Linked DNA regions of Homo sapiens: region 1 is linked to region 2. Evidence: read pairs that join two places in POLR2A ChIA-PET (ENCODE). Cell type or tissue: PC-9. All regions are shown on one strand. Links, peaks and the distances in the headings refer to the core of each region. The heading gives the core; the rest is flanking DNA. Region 1 overlaps KPNA1 (karyopherin subunit alpha 1). Region 2 overlaps KPNA1 (karyopherin subunit alpha 1).

What was found. Peaks named below come from ENCODE experiments on the same cell type or tissue, not always from the same donor. Only the 100,000 strongest peaks of a DNase experiment are listed, where the experiment ranks them.
Region 1: POLR2A ChIA-PET joins it to region 2 with 7 read pairs; 5 of 35 experiments call an interaction of 5 or more read pairs at or near these places.

What each region holds. Positions count from the first base shown.
Region 1 is chr3:122,495,970-122,500,372 of GRCh38, reverse strand. It overlaps KPNA1 (karyopherin subunit alpha 1), which reads left to right. Exons shown (of 14, transcript NM_002264.4): 2 at 3,803-3,936. The coding sequence starts at 3,808. Among named protein-coding and RNA genes, the nearest start is that of KPNA1, 17 kb to the left of the region's middle. RefSeq lists an enhancer at 3,013-4,212. In PC-9, for the core only: no CTCF peak of the experiment used is centred there; a DNase peak (open chromatin) is centred at 2,722; H3K27ac peaks cover 3,435 bases.
Region 2 is chr3:122,436,810-122,441,212 of GRCh38, reverse strand. It overlaps KPNA1 (karyopherin subunit alpha 1), which reads left to right. Exons shown (of 14, transcript NM_002264.4): 11 at 3,918-4,043. All of the region lies in intron 2 of WDR5B-DT (WDR5B divergent transcript), which reads right to left. Among named protein-coding and RNA genes, the nearest start is that of WDR5B-DT, 23 kb to the right of the region's middle. In PC-9, for the core only: no CTCF peak of the experiment used is centred there; no DNase peak of the experiment used is centred there.

The DNA of each region.
Region 1 (4,403 bases), core at 296-4,295, 59 kb before region 2:
AGGCGGGTGGATCTTCTGAGGTCAGGAGTTTGAGTCCAGCCTGGCCAACATGGTGAAACGCTGTCTCTACTAAAAATACAAAAAGTAGCCAGGCGTGGTGGTGCATGCCTATAATCCCAGCTACTCAGGAGGCTGAGGCAGGAGAATGGCTTGAACCTGAGAGACAGAAGTTGCAGTGAGCCGAGATTACGCCACTGCACTCCAGCCTGGGCAACAGAGTGAGACTCCATCTCAAAACAACAACAACAACAACAACAAAAAAACAGTTGTATCCCAGTAAATAAAATGGTTTAGATGAAGTGCACAAATTTTTGGAAAGACAAAAACTACCAAAACTGACTCAATAAGAGGAACAGACAATCTGAATAGACCTGTAACACGTGAAGACACTGAAATAGTAGTCACAGAACTGCCCGCAAAGAAACAGCCTAGGCCCATATGGCTTTACTGCTGAATTTTACCAAACATTTAAAGAAATAATATAATTCTTGACAAAATCTTCCTGGGGAATACTTTCCAACTCATTTTATGAAGCTGGTATCACTCTGATACCAAAGCCAGACAAAGACATCACAAGAAAATATAAACCCGTCTCTTTTTTTTTTTTTTTCTTGAAGAGACAGGGTTTCACTGTCACCCAGGCTGGAGTACAGTGGTGTGATCATGGCTCACTGCAGCCTGCAACTGCTGGACTCAAGCCATCCTGCTGCTTCAGCCTCCTGAGTACCTGGAACTACAGGTGCACACCACCAGCCTGTCTGATTTTTATTTTTTAAATTTTTTGTAGAGATGGAGTCTCACCATGTTGCCCAGTCTGATCTTGAACTCCTGGCTTCAAGTGATACTCCCGCCTTAACCTCCCAAAATGCTAGAATTACAGACATGAGCCACTCTACCCGTCCCTTGTCTGTTAAAAAAAAAGAAAAAAAAATCACATTGTGATATCAATAGACACAGAAAAAGCATTTGACAGAATCTGACACTCTTTAATTATAAAACAGTCAACTAGGAATAAGAGGGAACTTCTCAGCCCGATAAAAGTGCCTTTACAGAAAATCCAAAGGTAACATCATGCTTAATGTAAAAGACTGCTTTCATTCTAAGGTCTAGCATAAGACAGGGGTGTCTGCTCTATTTCTATTCAACATTGTATTGGAGGCTCTAGCCAGGGAAGTTAGACAAGAAAAAGAAGTAAAAGACATCAAAATTGGAAAGGGAGAAGTAAAGCTATATTGTAGACGACATGATGTGTATCAAATAAAGCATTAGCACCAATTAAACAAGTTCAGCAGGATTGTAAAATACAAGATCAGTATACAAAAATCAGTTATATTTTTCTAGATTTGTGAACAGTCTGAGAATTAAAACAATTTCATTTCCAATGGTATAAAAATTAAATACTTAGGAATGAATTTAACAAAAGTATAAAACATATTCTGAAAGCTACATTACATTATAGACAGAAATTAAGATCTAAATAGAGCTCCTATCTTAAATAAGTGGAAGATTTAGCATTAAGGTGCCGGTATTTCCCAAACTGATCTACAGACAGTGCAGTCTCTTATCAGAATCATAGCTGACTTCTTCATAGAAATTGACAAACTGATTCTAAAGTTCATATGGAATTGCAAGGGATCAATTATAGCCAAAACAATCTTGAAAAAAGAACCAAAAAAGTAAGAAGACTGACATTTTTCGAGTTCAAAACTTATTTTGAAGCAATGGTAACCAAGACAGTGTGGGGCTGACACAGGGATACACATATAGATCAGTGGAATAGAATTGAATGTCAAGAAATTAAACTATATATATGTATATAGTCAGCTGGTTGTCAGCAAGGTGCTGTCATGGTCCGTTTGGGTTGCTGTAATGAAATACCAGAGACTAGGTGGCTAACAGACAATAGAAATTTGTTTCTCACAGTTCTGGATGCTGGGAAGTCCAAGATCAAGGCACTGGCAGATTCAGTGTCTGGTGAGAGCCTGCTTCCTTGTTTACAGATGCCTTATCTTTTCTCTGTGTCCTCACATGGCTGAAGGAGCAAGCAAACTCTTTGGGGGGTCTCTTTTTAAGGGCTTTAATCCTATTCATATGGACTCTACCACTAAGGGCTAATCATCTCTCAAAGGCTTCACCTTCAAACACTATCACATTGGGAGTTAGGATTTAACATATGAATTTTGGGTGAGACACACATTCAGTCTATAGCAGGTGCCAAGACCATTCTGTGGAGAAAGAGGAGTCTTTTCAACAAGTATTGTTGGGACAGCTGGATAGACACATGCAAAAAAATGAGGTTGGACTCTCATACCATGCTACAAAGAAAAATTAACTCAAAATGGATCACAGACTTAAATGTATCAGTTAAAACTCTTGGAAAGAAACACAAGGTTAAGGATTCTTGGATATGACACCAAAAGCATGAACAACAACAACAGCAAAAAACAGATTAATTTGGACTTCATCAAAATTAAAACTTCTGTGTTTTAAAGGACACCAAGAAAGTGAAAAGACAGTCTATAGATTATATTTGAAAAGCATATCTGATAAGGGACCTTTATCTAGAATGTAAAAAGAACTCTTACAACTCAATAATAAAAGGACAACCTAATTTAAAAATGGGCTAAGGCACTTGAATAGACTTCATTTTAATGGGAGATACACAGTTACCAAATACGTATGTGAAAAGTTGCTCTATCTCATTAGTCATCAGGGGATTGCAAACCAAAACCACAATGAGTTGCCACTCACACCCACTAGGATGGTTTCAATGAAAGTTTTAATAGCAAAGTGCTGGCAAGGATGTGGAGATACTGCAAGCCTCATATGCTGCTGAGGGGAATATAAAATGGCACAGCCACTTTGGAAAAACAGTTGAGCAGTTTCTTAAGCAATTAAACATAGTTACCATATGACCTAGCAATTTTAGATATATAACCCAGAGAAATTAAAACATATCTGTGTAAAACTTGACCACAAATGTTGTAGAAGTGTTATTCATAATAGCTGAAAGGTGGAAACATTCCAAATGTCCATTAGCTGGCGAATGGATAAATAGAATTGGGTATATATATAGAATGGAATATTATTCAGCCATAAAAAGAAATGAAGTACTGATATATGCTACAACATGGATGAACCTTGAAAACATGCTAAGTGAAAGAAGCCAGTCACAAAATACTGCATATTATATGATTCTGTTCTGTTCATGTGAAATGTCCAGAATAGGGATGATAGCTTAAACAATACAGGATTTCTTTTTGAGGTGATTAAAATGTCCCAAAATTCACTATGATGAAGGTTGTACAAGCTGTAAATACACTAAAAACTGTTGAATAGCACATTTTAATAAAACTGTTAAAGTAACCTGGCCAGGTGAAGTGGCTCACGCCTGAAATCCCAGCCCTTTGGGAGGCCAAGGTTGGGGGATCACTTGAAGCTAGGAGTTCAAGACCAGCCTGGGCAACATGATCAGACCCTGTCTCTACAAAAAATAAAAAAATTCTCTGGGCATGGTGGCATGCACCTGTGGTCCCAGCTACTCAGGAAACTGAAGTGGGAGGATTGCTTGAACCCAGGAATTTGAGGCTACAGTGAGCTATGATTGCACCACTGTACTCCAGTCCGGGTGGACAGAGCAAGACCTTGTCTCAAAAAAGACAGGAGTGGGGGAGGGGAAGTAGCCATTTCTGATGTCCCTTTGGGATATGTCTGGGCATGTATATGTTTAAAAGACTGAGCTCTTAGAATAACAGAGCTCTTCACAGTAAACTCATTTGTTCTCTCCCCACTTGTATTGTAGAAATCATGACCACCCCAGGAAAAGAGAACTTTCGCCTGAAAAGTTACAAGAACAAATCTCTGAATCCCGATGAGATGCGCAGGAGGAGGGAGGAAGAAGGACTGCAGTTACGAAAGCAGAAAAGAGAAGAGCAGGTAAATCCTTTACCTTTATTCATTTCTTTTAAAGAATTTAATGTTCCATTTTAAGCCTGAAACTATCTTCATTTTAGCAAAGTTGGGGTGTGTGTGTGTGTGTGTGTGTGTGTGTGTTTTCCCCTTCTCCCCTGTAAAATCAACACTTTTTTGGAGTGGGGATGAGGAGGTACTGAAAAGTGGTATACAAGAATGGGGAAATCTCTCAGGTTCTCATTTTCTCAGCATAACTACACTATTCAATATTTTCACCTATTTGTGTTTAGTGTATTTTAGTTTTCTAAGGGTGCAACTTTCTTCTTTAAGATTTTTTTGATGTATGTTTGTTAATTAATTCACAAGTGACCACTAAAGTGTTGCTGTTCATTGTAAACTTAAAATTGGAAATGTAAAAATATACACAAAAAGAAAGAATAAACCTCATACATAAACCAGTCCTTTGGATTCAGTAATTGTCAACAGTTTGC
Region 2 (4,403 bases), core at 83-4,082:
TTCTTCTGCCTCATCGACCATTTATTTCTCCCTAGCAAGCTCCTTTTCCTCTTGTCTCCTTTTGTGGACATCTTCCACGGGGCAATCCTTCTGCCTCATTCATAGATCTTATTTATAATGTCAGTGATTACCCTTGTGTGCATGGATTCAGAATTGGGAATTGGGTTTTAGCCTTAGCGTTTTCTTCACCAGTTCTGACTTTCAGCAATACATTTAATGCCTTTTCTAATCTCTAAAATTAAGGAGATTAGATTTGTTCTCTCAGGTGTCTTCTAACTGTAATGTATTTACTTTAAATATATTCTGTACACAAGGGAACTCATTTCCCCTTGCATTACCTGAACCTCTGCTTATGTTCCCTGTATCAGTGAATGGCACCATCAGTTCCCCTGAAACCTGGACATCAGCTTGATTCTTTCCTCTCCTCCAACTCCATCATCAGTTACTAAGTCCTGTTGTTCTGTCTCTATTCATCCTTTGCAGGGCTTAGTTCAGACACTTCAGAAGAGAATAGGAGAAGAAAAGAATATATGTTTGACTATATTTGCATAAAATTTCTCTGGAAGGATATACAGGGAACTGAAAATGTTGGTTGTCTTTGAGGGGAACTGGTTGGCTGGGATACAAGAAGGGGAAAGAGGCTTTTAACAACTATGGAGTCTTTTATACCCTCTGAATTTTTGAACCCTATCAGTATCTTTCTGTCCCTCACCCACCTCCATATGCTGTATGCTTTTGCCATATTTGTTCCTTGAATTGGCTGTGGCCACTCTCAGCTCAGAGTTTTAACGCATGCTTTATTCCCTCTGCCTGGAACATGTGTCTCCACTGCTACCCCTTGCTCTGACTGCCACCTCACACATATCCACATTCTCTGCTCCTAATGTTTTCTTGTTCTTCAAGTCTTGGTATTAACATTATTTTCTCTGAGAAGCCCTGTTTGACCCTAAACTCTTAAGTTAGGTACTTATTTTTTTTTCTTTATCCATCAGAATATTAATCACATTGTATTGTAACTAATTACTAGATTTTAAGATTCTAGAGGTGGATTATGTCAGTGTTTATTTCTGTGCCTCTGTAAATCTAATAATTTCTGGCACAATATATAGGGACTTAAAGAATATTTATTGAATGCAATGAAGTTCTGAATCTCTACATCTACTTCTGACCTATCTCAAGTTTCAGTCCTATATCTGCAGTAGTTTCTTACATATTTCTGCTTGCATATCTCACGTTTGTCTCACAGTATATCTTCTTTCCCCCACAAGGCAAGTTCCAAGTTTTTATTTTTCCTATTTCAGGTAATGATATAACTATTCTCTTTACCTACACATGAAACTTTGCAGTTACATGTGGTGTCTCCCTCCCTTATAGTTTGTATAGCAAGTTGCTGGGTCTTCTTGATTGTTATTGTTACTAGATCCCCATCAAATTACGTACTTTTGGTCCTTGTCACACACACAGGTTGTTGCTGTACCCATCCATCCTCCGACTGTCCTAAGCAGTTACTCTTCTCAATTTATTCCCCCTAATAACAGCTGAATCTTTCCTAAAGTAATGTTATTTGCATTATCTTCCTCTAGAAATAATAAGCTGCTTTAGTGCCTGTAAGATAAAGAAACTTGAAAGATTCAAAGGAATTTCTCCTTAAGATTTTAGTCTCATTCTTCTTTCTAGCCTATTATTTTTGGGGCATAGAACTCTTTTGTAATAGCCTCATCATGGCCAGGTATGCTGGCTCATGCTTGTATTCCTAGCTTTTTGAGAGGCTGAGGTGAGAGAATTGCCTGAGCCCAGGAGTTCCAAACCAGCCCATGCAATATAGCAAGACCCCATCTCTAAAAACATTTTTTTTTAATTAGCTGAGCATGATGGAATGTAACTGTAGTCCTACCTACTCTACTCAGGAGGCTGAGGCAGGAGGATTGCTTGCACCCAGGAGTTTGAGGTTGCAGTGAGCTATGATCATGCCACCACACTCCAGCCTTAGTGATAGAACGAGACTATGTTTCTTAAAATAAAATAGCCTCAGTAGTCTGTTCTTACAGTACTTTGTAATAGCTTGTCTCTGCATTTTTTCATTTCTAGCTTATGTGCAGTGTCAGTCCCTCTTTTTGCTAATGAAATCCTATTGCCTATTTAATAGGCATAAAAGACTTCATTTTAATTTGCATTTCTTTCATTACTTAGGAGATAATTTTCTATTAAAATTTTAGTTTCTCTTTTCAGTTTACACATAGCAACCCTCTCATTTGTTGCAAATATTTTTCACAGTGGATGGTGTACATTTAAAATCTGTTACGATTTTTGACATGAAAACATGTTTCATGAAATTTTTATTTTCCCCTATAATTTCTTTATTTTTATGCTCATACATACAGTCTTTTACCATCCCCAAGTCAGCTATTTTCTAATATTCTGCTTTATGATTTCTTTTAAAAATATTTACTCTTAAGTAGTTGCAAATTTATTTTGGTGACTTAGGGTTTATATTAGTCTGTTATTTCATTGCTATAAAGAAATACCTGGCCGAGCGTGGTGGCTCCTGCCTGTAATCCCAGCACTTTGGGAGGCTGAGGTAGGTGGATCACATGAGGTCGGGAGTTCAAGACCAGCCTGACCAACATGGAGAAACCCTGTCTCTACTAAAAATACAAAATTAGCCGGGCGTGGTGGCGCATGCCTGTAATCCCAGCTACTCAGGAGGCTGAGGCAGGAGAATTACTTGAACCCAGGAGGCGGAGGTTGCGGTGAGCAGAGATTGTGCCATTGCGCTCCAGCCTGGGCAACAGGAGCGAAACTCTGTCTCAAAAAAAAAAAAACAAAAAAGAAATACCGAAGACTGAGTAGTTTATAAAGAAAAGAGGTTTAATTGGCTCATGTTTTTGTAGGCCATACAGGACGCATATAGTAGCTTCTGCTTCTGGGGAGGTCTCAGGAAACTTAAAAGTTATGGTGGAAGGTGAAGAGAAAGCAGGCTTGTCTTATGTGACGTGAGCAGGAGCAAAGAGTAGGAGAAGGTGCTACATACTAGAACAGAACCATGGGGATGGCGCTGACCATTCTTGAAGGATCCACCCCCATGATCCAGTCACCTCCTACCAGGCCCCACCTCCAACCTTGGGGATTACAATTCAACATGTGATTTGGGTGGGGACACAGATCCAAACCATATCAGGGTTAAGAAATGATATTGAAAAAATTGTCTTTAATCTGTTTAGCTTTTTATTCCAGTTCTGTCATAGCCACAAGTCATTGGAAGAAAGGATTAACTTATTATAAACTTTATAAATAGCTGCATTTGTTTCTAGAATAGATCTCTGTTCTCTGTTTAGTGATTAATTCTTAAATCTGCCATATACTATTTTAATCAAACTTATATTATTTTAGTTTCTAGTAGAGTAGGTCTCCTTCTTCATGTGTATTTGTGTTACCTCCTTCACCTTTATAAACTGATAGCTGAGGTCATATCTTTTTTATCTTTGTATCCTATAAAGCATCTAATATACCTCATTAAGTACGTATTCGTTCATTGACTACCAAGTAGTGTGTTATCAGAGGACCTACAAATCTGAGACTCCTGACTTTTCTGGCCACTTGATATATTTACCCATTCAGAAGACTTACGCTATTGGGATGGGAAGGTGAATGAGTAATGCTTTTGTAATTACAATAGTAACATTATTGTATCTTATTAAGTACAGTTTAGCAGTTGTGAATGTGTACAATGAAACTGTACTGATACTCTTAGAAACTAATTCTTATTAACAGTGAATACTTTTTTTTACCTGTATAAAGTTACTTATTTATAAAATTTCAAGGGGAGATGTTATGTCTTTCATAAAATGTGTTCCTTAAGTTAAACATTGATATTTAGAACAATACAATAAGTAAAATTTTCAAACTTTTTCTTTTAGGTAATTCTGAATTGCTCAGCTCTGCAGAGTTTATTGCATTTGCTGAGTAGCCCAAAGGAATCTATCAAAAAGGAAGCATGTTGGACGATATCTAATATTACAGCTGGAAATAGGGCACAGATCCAGGTAACCTCATAGGACCTAACTTCTCTTTCAGTATTTTTATTGAAAAGTAAGGTTTTTTTCTCAGTCACCCTTTAAAACACATTTGTTTTTGGCTGGGTGCGGTGGCTCCTGCCTGTAATCCCAGCACTCTGGGAGGCTGAGGCCCGTGGATCACTTGCGGTCAGGAGTTCAAGACTATCCTGGTCAACATGCTGAAACCTTGTCTCTACTAAAAATACAAAAAAATTAGCCAGTCGCAGTGGCAGGTGCCTGTAGTCCCAGCTACGCGGGAGGCTGAGGGAGGAGAATTACTTGAACCGTGGAGGTAGAGGTTGTAGTGAGCCGAGATTGTGCCACTGTACTCCATCCTGGGTGACAGAG